2 separate regions of the Homo sapiens genome follow, and region 2 is linked to region 1. Evidence: read pairs that join two places in POLR2A ChIA-PET (ENCODE). Cell type or tissue: CD4-positive, alpha-beta T cell. All regions are shown on one strand. Each heading gives the region's core, and the rest is flanking DNA. Links, peaks and the distances in the headings are about the cores only.

Region 1 (5,367 bases), core at 252-5,251:
CCACCGCCTTCTTTAAGACCTGGCACGCCCTGGATGACGGGGAACGGCTGAGCCTTGCCCAGAGGGCCATTGACCCAGCACCTCCAGCTCGTGGAGGACGACCAGAGCGACCTGAACCCTGGCAGTCCCATCCTGCCGGCTCAGCTCGGGGCTGCGAGACTCAGGGCCCAAGGCCTGCTGGGCAATATGGCCGCCATCATGACGGCCCTGGGGCTGCCAATCCCCCCAGAAGAGGATACTCTAGGGCTTGCTGCCTTTGGGGCCTCGGCCTTTGAGAGGAAATGTCGAGGCTACGTGGTGACCCGGGAATATGGCCACTGGACAGACCGAGCTGTGAGAGACTTGGCTCTGCTCAAGGCTAAGTACTCAGCATAGAGGGGTAGGACTTCCTGTCAGAGGCTGCAGCACTTCCTCTTTCACAATGGCCTCTTTTCTGCCTTGCTTGTGGGCTAGAAAAGGAGATAAACCTCATCTAGCAGATGGGGCTTGGGTGCCATGTATGGGAATATTTCCTGGGAGCCAGGCCTCAATTTCCTTATTTCAGGGCCTTCCGGCCCAGGTCCTCTGGCCTGCGTTCTAGGTCTGGGTCAACCTCCATGGATGCCATTCCATGGGTTACCCATCCAGTGGTACTGGGTGTCCACTTCCTGGTTGGAAAGATGCACCTCTCCAAAGAGGCTTCACCTGTCACTCTACAGGGAGAGGACAGTTGGTCCCCTTCCTAGGCTCTCCCTGAGACCTTCCCTTTTTTGTAATTTTGGGACGGTTGGGGCTGCCTTCCTGTCTCTGTCTGCCTCATTCGCTGTATGAAGAGCCCGCCTTTCTAAGCGGATAGGCTTCCTTCTTCCTGCTGAAGTTCATTGGCTCCCCTCCTTGGCCTGTCTCTCTGGGGCTACTGTTCCACTTCCTGTCCTCAGGGGCTCCACTTCCTGATCCATGGAAGCCCAATTCTTGAAGAACTAAGGACTGCATCACATCTGTTTCCTGTTAGGACACATCCACTTCCTGTTCTGGGCTGGCAGAGGGCACCACTGGCCAGGGGCTGTCAGCCTCCTATTTATACTGCTGGGCTTCTTGGGCATGTCTGGGGGACTAGGCTGCATCCCAAGGGTCCTTTTCTCCCTAAAGCTGTCTCCCCATTTTCAACAACTATATATACAAGTAACTTTAGTTTCTTTTTTATTTTTAAACATTTTATTTACAAAAAATTAATTTATTTTCAGAAATAAAACTCTTTTAAGGTGTTGCTTGTTTTGTCTCCACAGATCTGCTGGGAGGCAGTGGAGGTGTGCAGGGACAGGGCAGAGGGGCTGAAGGAAAGGAGGACATCAAAGGGACAGGGCTGAGGCCCAAAGGGATGGGGTGTGGCAGACTGGGGATGTAGGTGGAGTGAGCCTGAGGAAGGTGGCTGAGATGCAGAGTAGCCTTCCCCCCATAGGACCAGCAGGCACGCCCCTGGCCAGGGAAGCACAGAGAGACAGCCAGATGGGGACAAGGAGAGAAGGTGTCACCTCCTTGAGATAAGGCTGAGATGTACACATGTGCTCACACAGGGCCACGAGAAGGCAGGAAGTGGGGATGGAAAAAACAGAGACACCCCAAGAGCTGGGTAAAGGGGGAGGCCAAAGGGAACTGAGGCAGGCCCAAGGAAGGAGGGAGAGCAAGAAAATGGTAGACTCAGACGGAGTTACCATGCAGACGAGGAGGGTCCAAGAGTTAAGAGAACGGGGCAGGCAAAGCAAAGAGAGGCTGGGAAAGTGGCTCACGCCTGCAATCCCAGCACTTAGGGAGGCTGAAGCGGGAGGATCGCTTGAGCCCCGGAGTTCAAGACCAGCCTGGGCAACATGGCGAAACCTCGTCTCTACAAAAAATTAAATAAAAAATTAGCCGGCTGTGGTGGCGCGTGCCTGTAGTCCCAGCTGCTGGGGAAGCTGAGGCGGAAGGATGGCTTGAGCCCAGGAGGTTGAGGCTGCAGTGCTGGGATCGCGCCACTGCACCCCAGCCTGGGCGACAGAGACCCTGCCCGTCCCCTCCCCTCTCCCCCACAAAAAGCAAAGAAGGCCGAGGCAATGGAGACAGCTAAGAGCAGACAGACAGACACCGACAGCGGCAGAGAAAGACAAAGAAGCGGAAGGAGAGACGGAACCCAGCGGGAGGAGGCGGGGCGAGCTGCCCCGCGGCGCTCAGGCCGAGCCCCCGGGCAGCAGCTGGCCCAGGTCGCCCTCGGTGCGGCTCAGCCACTCGCGGTAGAGGCCGCAAACGCGGAGCCCCAGCACCTTGGCGGGGAAGACCCCGGTGGCGGAGGCGGCTGAGGCGGTGGCGGCGGGGGGCTCGGCCCGGGGCCCGCGGTTGGCGGCGCCCAGCGCGGCCAGCAAGGCCTCCACGGCGGCGCCCAGGGCCCGGGCCTGGCGCGCCGCGTCCTCCAGGCGGCGCAGCAGGCGCGGCGCGCGCGGGTTCAGCTCGGCCTGGCGGCGACACACTGCGTCCAGCAGCGGGGGCAGCGCGGCCAGCGCCGCCGCGTCCAGCCGCAGCCGCTCGTGCACTGGCAGCCCCGCGTGGCTCGGAGCCGGGGCGCTCAGGCCGGCCACCGGCAGCCGCGGCGGCGAGAAGCTGGGCAGCCCGAAGGGGTCTCCCTGGAGCTGCACCTGCGGAGACACGGCCGGCGGGTCAGCGGGGCCCCGGAGCACGGGCAGGGGGCTGTTAACTGGGCTCTCCAACCCGCTCTCTGGGGGTGTCAGTTTCCTCATCTTGCAGATGATAATCCCTCCTAACAGAGCTGCTCTGTTTAAGGCAAAACAAAGTGGCATGCGCTTGACACCAATGCCTGTTTCTTCCTCCCTAAACTGGACCCAGACTGGGCCAGTTTAGGTCAGCACTTTGGGAGGCCAAGGTGAGATAATCACTTGAGCCCAGGGGTTCGAGACCAGCCTAGGCAACACAGCAAGACCACAGCTCTAAAAAAAAAAAAAAAAAAAAAAATAGCGAGTGTGGTGGCGCATGTCTGTAGTTCCAGCTGTTCCGGAGGCTGAGGCTGAGGTGGGAGGATTGCTTGAGCCCAGGAGGTCAAGGCTTCAATGAGCTATGATGGCACCACTGCCCTCCAGCCTGGGTGAGAGTCAGACCCTGTCTCAATAAATAAATAAATAGGACCTAATAACAGCAGCAACTTCATAAAGCAGTTATGACCATGTCAAGTGTTCAAGACAGGGCCTGGTCCCAGGAAGAGTTCAGTAAAAATGTCAGCTCTTTTATTAAAGTTACCTTACAGACCAGAGTTCAAATCCTATCTTCACCACTTACTAGCTGTGCAGTTTGGGGCAAAACCACTTCCCTTCTCTGAGCCTCAGCCTTCTCATCTGTACAATGAATGGGGAAGCTTCCTGTCCTGTCTTCATGGAAATCATATAAGATAGTCCAGGGGCCAAGGGGGCTTCATTCCCTTCCCTATCCTCCCCAACCTCTGTACCTGCATTGAGCAGGGGCTCAATGAATCAACATCATATGAATGAACAAATGAAAGATAAATGTGGGGCTGGGCACGGTGACTCACGCCTGTAATCCAGGCACTCTGGGAGGCCAAGGCAGGCAGATCAGCTGAAGTCAGGAGTTCAAGACCCACCTGGCCAACATGGTGAAACCCTATCTCTACTAAAAATACAAAAATTAGCCAGATATGGTGGTGGTGACTGTAATCCCAGCTACTCAGGAGACTGAGGCAGAAGAATCCCTTGAACCTGGGAGGCGGAGGTTGCAGTGAACTGAGATCGCACCATTGCACTCCAACCTGGGCCACAAGAGCGAAACTCCATTTCAAAAAAAAAAAAAAAATGTTGGGCTGGAGATACAGTGACTATAGTGACTTACCCTAGGAAGTGGCAGAGCTGGAATTTGAACCAAAGTTCATAGCAGTACAAAGCTAGTTTTCTTTGTTTGTTTTAAATAGATGGGGTCTCACACTGTCGCCAAGGGTGGAGAGCAATGGTTTGATCACACAGCCTCCAGGGCTCAAGCAATCCTCCACACTCAGCCTCCTGAGTAGATGGAACCACAGGCATACACCACCACGCCTGGCTATTTTTTTCTTTTCCTTTTTATTTTCTTTTCTTTTATTCTTTTCTTTTTTAAGAGATGAGGGCTCACTGTGTTACCCAGGCTGGTCTCGAACTCCCGAGCTCAAGCAATCCTCCTGCCTCAGCCTCCAAAAGCAATGGGATTACAGGCATGAGCCAACGCACCCAGCCCAAAGCTAGTTCTATTATGCCACTATTCTCCCACTATCCGCTGCCATAATTGTTACATTATTATTTTTAATGTTATTGTTACTGCCCAAGCTCACAGTTAACAAGTTGGCAGGCCTGCAGTCTGATTCAAAGCTATACCCTCCCTTCACTACACGAGGGTAATTTGGGGAAATATTTTCTTTCCTTGGGCAGGGTCCTCTGCCCAACTAAAGATGTCAGCAGATCCCTGTCTTCTGTGAAAGTGCCCTCTTGGGATAACTGTTGCTCCAGATTGGAACCTCTTCTTGGCTTCCCTGAATATCCCAGGTGGGAGAGTTCAGAGTTAATCATATTTAGCTGCCTCCTTTTACTGTTGGGGAGAGACCAAGGCCCATGGAGGGGAGGTGTCAAGGTCACGCAGAGCCTAGAACCTCGGTTTCCTGAGATACAGATCAGAGTTCTCTTCACTGCCCCAGGCTACCTGGCTACCTCTGACTTAAAGCACCAAGGTCACTTGAGCCCAGGAGTTCAAGACCAGCCTGGGCAATACAGCAAGACCCTGCCTCTACAAAATAATGAAAAAATTACCCAGGCATGATGGTGTGTGCCTGTGGCCCCACCTACTTGAGAGGCTAAGGCAGGAGGATTGCTTAAGCCCAGGAGGTTGAGGCTGCAATGAGCCATAATGGCACCACTGCACTCCAGCCTGGGCGACAGAGCGAGGCCTCCTCTCAAAAACAAAGCACTGAGGAGGGTGCCTCTAAGCTGGAGAGGACAGAGTGGCATCTGGGTCACAGACAGGGTCCTCTTCCAATTTGCTGTGTGGCCAGGGGCAAGTTGCTGTCCCTCTCAGGAGCCCTGATTTCCACAGTTGGAAAATGAGGTTGAGAGAATGGGTGATCGAGGACCTCTGTGATGTCTGCTCCCATTCCCCAGGCCCCCGGCACCCCCACCCCCATTCCCACTCACATATTCCTGGAGCAGCTGCTCAGCGTATTTGGTGAGGAGGTGCGCAAGGCTGTGTGTCTGACGGATCTTGGCCTCCAAGTGGGGAAGAAGTGAGACTGAGGAATCAGTCTGGGGGTCTTCTGGTGGGAAAGGGGGGAGGAATGAGGATGGCCAACCTCCTGCTCATTGATCACCTCTC
Region 2 (5,367 bases), core at 323-5,322, 58 kb after region 1:
TGATGAGACTGCAAATTCAACTCATTACTTTTCAGCAAACCACACAATTAAATTATGTGTTTGACTTTCAGCAATATCAGCCCTGGGTCTACACAAGTCAGAGATTGTTTTAGGCTTGTCATGGAAGCATTCTGATTCTCAGACTGTGACTTGAGCTGAGAGTGAATAGACCTGAGCTTGCCATTTTCTCTTTGTAATAACTCGACTGTACTGAAAAGAATCCATCGCACACCACAGTCCTTGCTCCTTGGTCATTACTGCTGTCACTGTAGTCAAGAATAGCAGCCATTTGGGTTCCCAAGGCATGTGCTTCAGTAGGCACTTCACCACCATCACGTGACAGCGTCACTAGCTGGAATGCTACTGCAGGCCATGGGTTGCTGGCATCCCACTTCCCAAGGCAAGGAGCTCAGCAGGGAGCTCAAGCCCAGGGTGTGATTAAATAAATCCCCAAATCCATCTCCACAGGTCTGTCTCCTGGGATCACTCCCAGTGCCACTTATTATATCAGTTAAGGTTCAATCAAAAGGCAGAAGCCACAATGGGAGTTTAACATAAGGAATTATTGATAGGGGATTGGAATGATAGGGAATTGGTTAATGAGAGCTAAAGACAATTCTAAAGAATACAGAGAGCCTGGGCAATATAGTAAGACCTCATCTCTACAAAAAATAAAGATAAATTTTAAGCCGGGCGCAGTGGCTCATGCCTGTAATCCCAGAACTTTGGGAGGCCTAGGTGGGCGGATCACGAGGTCAGGAGATCGAGACCATCCTGGCTAACACAGTGAAACCCCGTCTCTACTAAAAATACAAAAAAATTTAGCCGGGCGTGTTGGTGGGCGCCTGTAGTCCCAGCTACTCGGGAGGCTGAAGCAGGAGAATCTCTTAAACCCAGAAGGCGGAGCTTGCAGTGAGCTGAGATCGCGCCACTGCACTCCAGCCTGGGCCACAGAGTGAGACTCCATCTCCAAAAAATAAATAAATAAATAAATAAATAAATAAATAAATAAATTTTAAAATTAGCCAGGCATGGTGGTGCAAACCTGTGGTCCCAGCTACTGAGGAGGCTGAGGCTGAAGGATCTTTCTTTTTTTTTTTTTTTGAGATGGAGTCTCGCTCTGTTGCCCAGGCTGGAGTGCAGTGGCGTGATCTCAGCTCAGCTCACTACAACCTCTGCCTCCCGGGTTCAAGCAATTCTCCTGCCTCAGCCTCCGGAGTAGCTGGGACTACAGGCACCTGCCACCATGCACAGCTAATTTTTGTATTGTTAGTAGAGACGGGGTTTCACCACGTTGGCCAGGCTGGTCTCGATCTCCTGATCTTGTGATCCGCCTGTCTCGGCCTCCCAAAGTGCTGGGATTATAGGCATGAGCCACTGCGCCCAGCTGAAGGATCTCTTGAGCCCAGGAGTTTGAGGCTGCAGTGAGCTGTGATTGCACCACTGTACTCCAGCCTGGGCAACAGAGTGCTGTCTCAATAAAAAGAAAAAAAAAAAAAGAATGCAGAAATACAGAGGTGGCAGATATAAAGATCAGCTACTATCCCCGGGGCTGAGATACAGTATCCAATGAAGAATCTTCTCCCACAAGGGCTGAGATCCAGATGTCATTTGAAAGGCATGGCAGAGAAGCCACTGACATGCCTCACCAAATGAGACCTCCTAGAAATCTGCCCTCTGGGGTATCAGGTGAAGCTGCTATTCCACCAAGCACTGTTGGAACCAAGAACTGTAGGAAACTCACTCTGCAGGAGCCCATTGCTGGAAAGAGCTTTGCCAGTGCAAGGATCAAGCACTGTAGAGAGTCAGGCTATTAGAGGAGTCAAGCACGAGAGCATGCAGACTCAGCGAGAGCCCAGTGCCTGAGGAAGCTCTACCCATACAGGAACCAAGTGGCAGAGAAAGCCATGCTTTCTACCTGTTAGATAAAGTGCGCTTGGTGAGAGCACAGTGCTGGAGAAAGCTAGACTGCTACAGAAGCCAAGTACTGGAGAAGCGTGCTCTGCCAGAGTTCAGTGCTAGAGAAAGCCAATAAAGGTCAGGACCAGTGGTGGGTGTGCAAAAACTATCCAAGTGCCAGGAGCCACTCACAGCAAAGGCGGCATGTGGTATGGGATTTGTGGTGTCCATATTGGGGGAGGGAACGTGGTAAAGTGTTGCAAACTGGGGTCTTTGAGCCTCCCAAGGACTTTTCACTCTGGACATGCATCTAGGGCAGAGAACCACTGGGATCTGCCCCTGAAAAACTGCAGCAAGAGCAAGAAAAATGAAACCTCAACAGGACCAGAACCAGGAAGAGCTTCCCCTTCTTCTTGCAATGTCCCACCAGCGCCCTCTACTGACAAAGCATAACATCATGTTCTTTGCAAGGAGAAATGTATTAGAAGTCCAGCCCGTTATCTTAGAGCAGGTACTGGAGGGTGACATTTAGAGCTGAGACAACTGATTGAAAACTGACATAGTGCCAGAATCCCCACATAGGCTCTCTGACTCATAGACTGAAGGTCAATATGACAGGAAGGCCTAAGTGAAAGCCCCTGGAACTTCCCCTCCCTACAGAGAAAAGAAGCCAGTAGAAATACCACATTCCTGAGGGAAGCACAGAGATTAATGCCACCATCAAAAAATTAAAAGAAGCAAGGGTGATGACACCTATCACATGCTCATTTAACCCACCAGTGTGGCCTGTGCAGAAGTCAGATGGATCTCGGAGAATGACTGTGGACTATCATAAACTTTATCAGATGGTGACTCCAATTGTAGCTGCTGTTCCCAGATACAGTATCTTTCTTGGAGCAAATTAGTATTTGTAAGGCTGCTAGTTTGTTTGTTTTTTCCCTTTTTTTTTTTTTTTTTTTTTTTTTTGAGACGGAGTCTCACTCTGTCACCAGGCTGGAGTGCATTGGTGCCATCTGGGCTCACTGCAACCCCTGCCCCCTGGGTTCAAGCAGTTCTCCTGCCTCAGCCTCCCGAGTAGCTGGGACTACAGGTGCGCACCACCACGCCCAGCTAATTTTGGTATTTTTAGTAGAGACGGAGTTTCACCATGTTGGCCAGGATGGTCTTGATCTCTTGACCTTGTGATCCGCCTGCCTCGGCCTCCCAAAGTGCTGGGATTATAGGCATGAGCCACCACGCCCGGACTTTTTTTTTTTTTTTTTTTTTTTTTTTTGAGGCAGAGTCTCGCTTTGTCGCCAAAGCTGGAGTGCAATGGTGCGATCTCAGCTCACTGCAACCTCTGCCTCCCGGGTTTAAGAGATTCTCCTGCCAAGCAGCATCCCAAGTAGCTGGGATTACAGGCATGTGCCACAATGCCTGGCTATTCTTTGTATTTTTAGTAGAGATGAGGTTTCACCATATTGGCCAGGCTGGTCTCCAACTCCTGACCTCAAGTGATCCACCCACCTCAGCCTCCCAAAATCCTGGAATTACAGGCATGACCCACAGTGCCCGGTCTATGCTGCTAGTTTTGAGCAGGGACTGGAGCGAGAGAAGGCTCTGCAGCAAGTCCAGGCTGCATTACATCACATGCTGGTCTACTGTGTGGTGCTTGAGATCCAGCAGATCCGGTAACGCTCAGTGTCCATGGCAAACATGGCAAACACCAATAGAAGAATCCACTCCTTCACACCAACTTTTTTTTTTTGTTTTTTGAGTCAGGGTCTCACTCTGTCACCGAGACTGGAGTGCAGTGGCATGATCACAGCTCACTGCAGCCTCAACCTCCCAGGCCCAAGTGACCCTCCTACCTCAGCCTCCCAAGTAGCTGGGACTACAGGCATGTGCCACTACGCCTAGCTAACTTTTTCATTTTTAGTAGAGACAAGGTCTCACTATGTTGCCCAGGCTGGTCTCAAACTCCTGGTCTCAAGTGATCCTCCTGCCTCAGCCTCCCAAAGTGCTGGGATTACTGGCATGAGTCACGGCACCCAGCCCAACACCAACTCTTGCTACATTGTCTTCCTCTCCCTCCATTAGTGTCTATGACCTCCTGGAGTATCTCTCATTCTACAGAAGAGTCTGCAAAATCTGCTGTCATGGCCTCGCAGTGGCCGGAATTTTGACTAGTATGTTTGATTGTTTGCTATGTCTGGAATGAGAAATAGCCAGAAGTACAGACCTATACTAACGCATGGGCAGTTGCTCATGATTTGGCTGGATGGCCAGGGATTTGGAAAGAACAGGATTGGTGACAAGGAAGTTTGAGCTCTTGTAACTTTTTTTAAAAAACAGACTTCAATCAATTTTACTTCAGTTAAAACCATTTTGGCCAGGTGCAGTGGCTCACGCCTGTAATCCCAGCACTTTGGGAAGCTGAGGAGGGTGGATCACAAGGTCAGGAGAATGGCTGGGCGCGGTGGCTCATGCCTGTAATCCCAGCACTTTGGGAGGCTGAGGCGAGCGGATCACGAGGTCAGGAGATCGAGACCATCCTGGCTGACACGGTGATACCCTGTCTGTACTAAAAATACAAAAAATTAGCTGGGAGCGGTGGCGGGCGCCAGTGGTCCCAGCTACTCGGGAGGCTGAGGCAGGAGAATGGCATGAACCCGGGAAGTGGAGGTTGCAGTGAGCTGAGATCGCACCACTGCACTCCAGCCTGGGTGACAGAGCGAGACTCTGTTTTAAAAAATAAATAAATAACATTTCATCCAGGGACTGGCTTGATCTTCCCTCCTCTGGTTTCTGAGTCCCTTAGATGGGCTGTAACTTTTCTTTAATTATTCCTTATTTTATTTACAATTAGCAGTCAGAATAGTATGTTAGGTTCTATCAAACAGAGGCAAGTGGCGTAAGGCAAGTTTCCTCTTGAGTGGCCAGTGTGCTCTTTAGCTAGGTATACCATAACAAGGTACCACAGATTGGGTGGCTTCAACAACAGAAATTTATTTTCTCATAGTTCTGGAGACTGGAAGTCCAAGACCAAGGTGTCGGCAGAGTTGGTTTCTTCTGAGGCCTCTCTCATTGTCTTGTAAATGGCCTTGTTCTCCTTGTGTCTCTACATGGTCTTCACTTTGTATATGTCTGTGTCTAAATTTCCTCTTAAGTGTACCAGTCGTATTGAATTAGAGCCCACCCTAACAACTTCACTGTAACTCAATTACTGTAACCTGCACGGACCTTGGGAGACTGAACAAAGGGGGGTGAACACGGGAATAAAAGACAAAGACAGAAGAGTATATTTGGAAGAAGGGGTCAGGGGGCACCTTGTCTCTGGTGGACAAGGGCCCTGAGCTTTTTTTTTTTTTTTTTTTTTTTTGAGATGGAGTCTCGCATTTGGCCCAGGCTGGAGTGCAGTGGCATGATCTCGGCTCACTGCAAGCTCCGCCTCCCAGGTTCATGCCATTCTCCTGCCTCAGCCTCCCG

What was found. Peaks named below come from ENCODE experiments on the same cell type or tissue, not always from the same donor. Only the 100,000 strongest peaks of a DNase experiment are listed, where the experiment ranks them.
Region 2: POLR2A ChIA-PET joins it to region 1 with 56 read pairs; 24 of 35 experiments call an interaction of 5 or more read pairs at or near these places.

What each region holds. Positions count from the first base shown.
Region 1 is chr16:30,899,356-30,904,722 of GRCh38, reverse strand. CTF1 (cardiotrophin 1) reads right to left here. Exons shown (of 3, transcript NM_001330.5): 2 at 5,190-5,308; 3 at 1,176-2,645. The coding sequence ends at 2,184. It also overlaps the pseudogene CTF2P. Among named protein-coding and RNA genes, the nearest start is that of CTF1, 5.4 kb to the right of the region's middle. RefSeq lists enhancers at 1-135, 136-636 and a silencer at 2,198-2,697. In CD4-positive, alpha-beta T cell, for the core only: no CTCF peak of the experiment used is centred there; DNase peaks (open chromatin) are centred at 922, 2,162 and 2,412; H3K4me3 peaks cover 1,470 bases; H3K27ac peaks cover 1,950 bases.
Region 2 is chr16:30,841,847-30,847,213 of GRCh38, reverse strand. It overlaps a transcript of BCL7C not described here. Among named protein-coding and RNA genes, the nearest start is that of MIR4519, 31 kb to the left of the region's middle. RefSeq lists enhancers at 2,364-2,463, 2,504-2,593. In CD4-positive, alpha-beta T cell, for the core only: CTCF peaks have their summits at 2,140 and 2,339 (motif pointing left); a DNase peak (open chromatin) is centred at 2,323.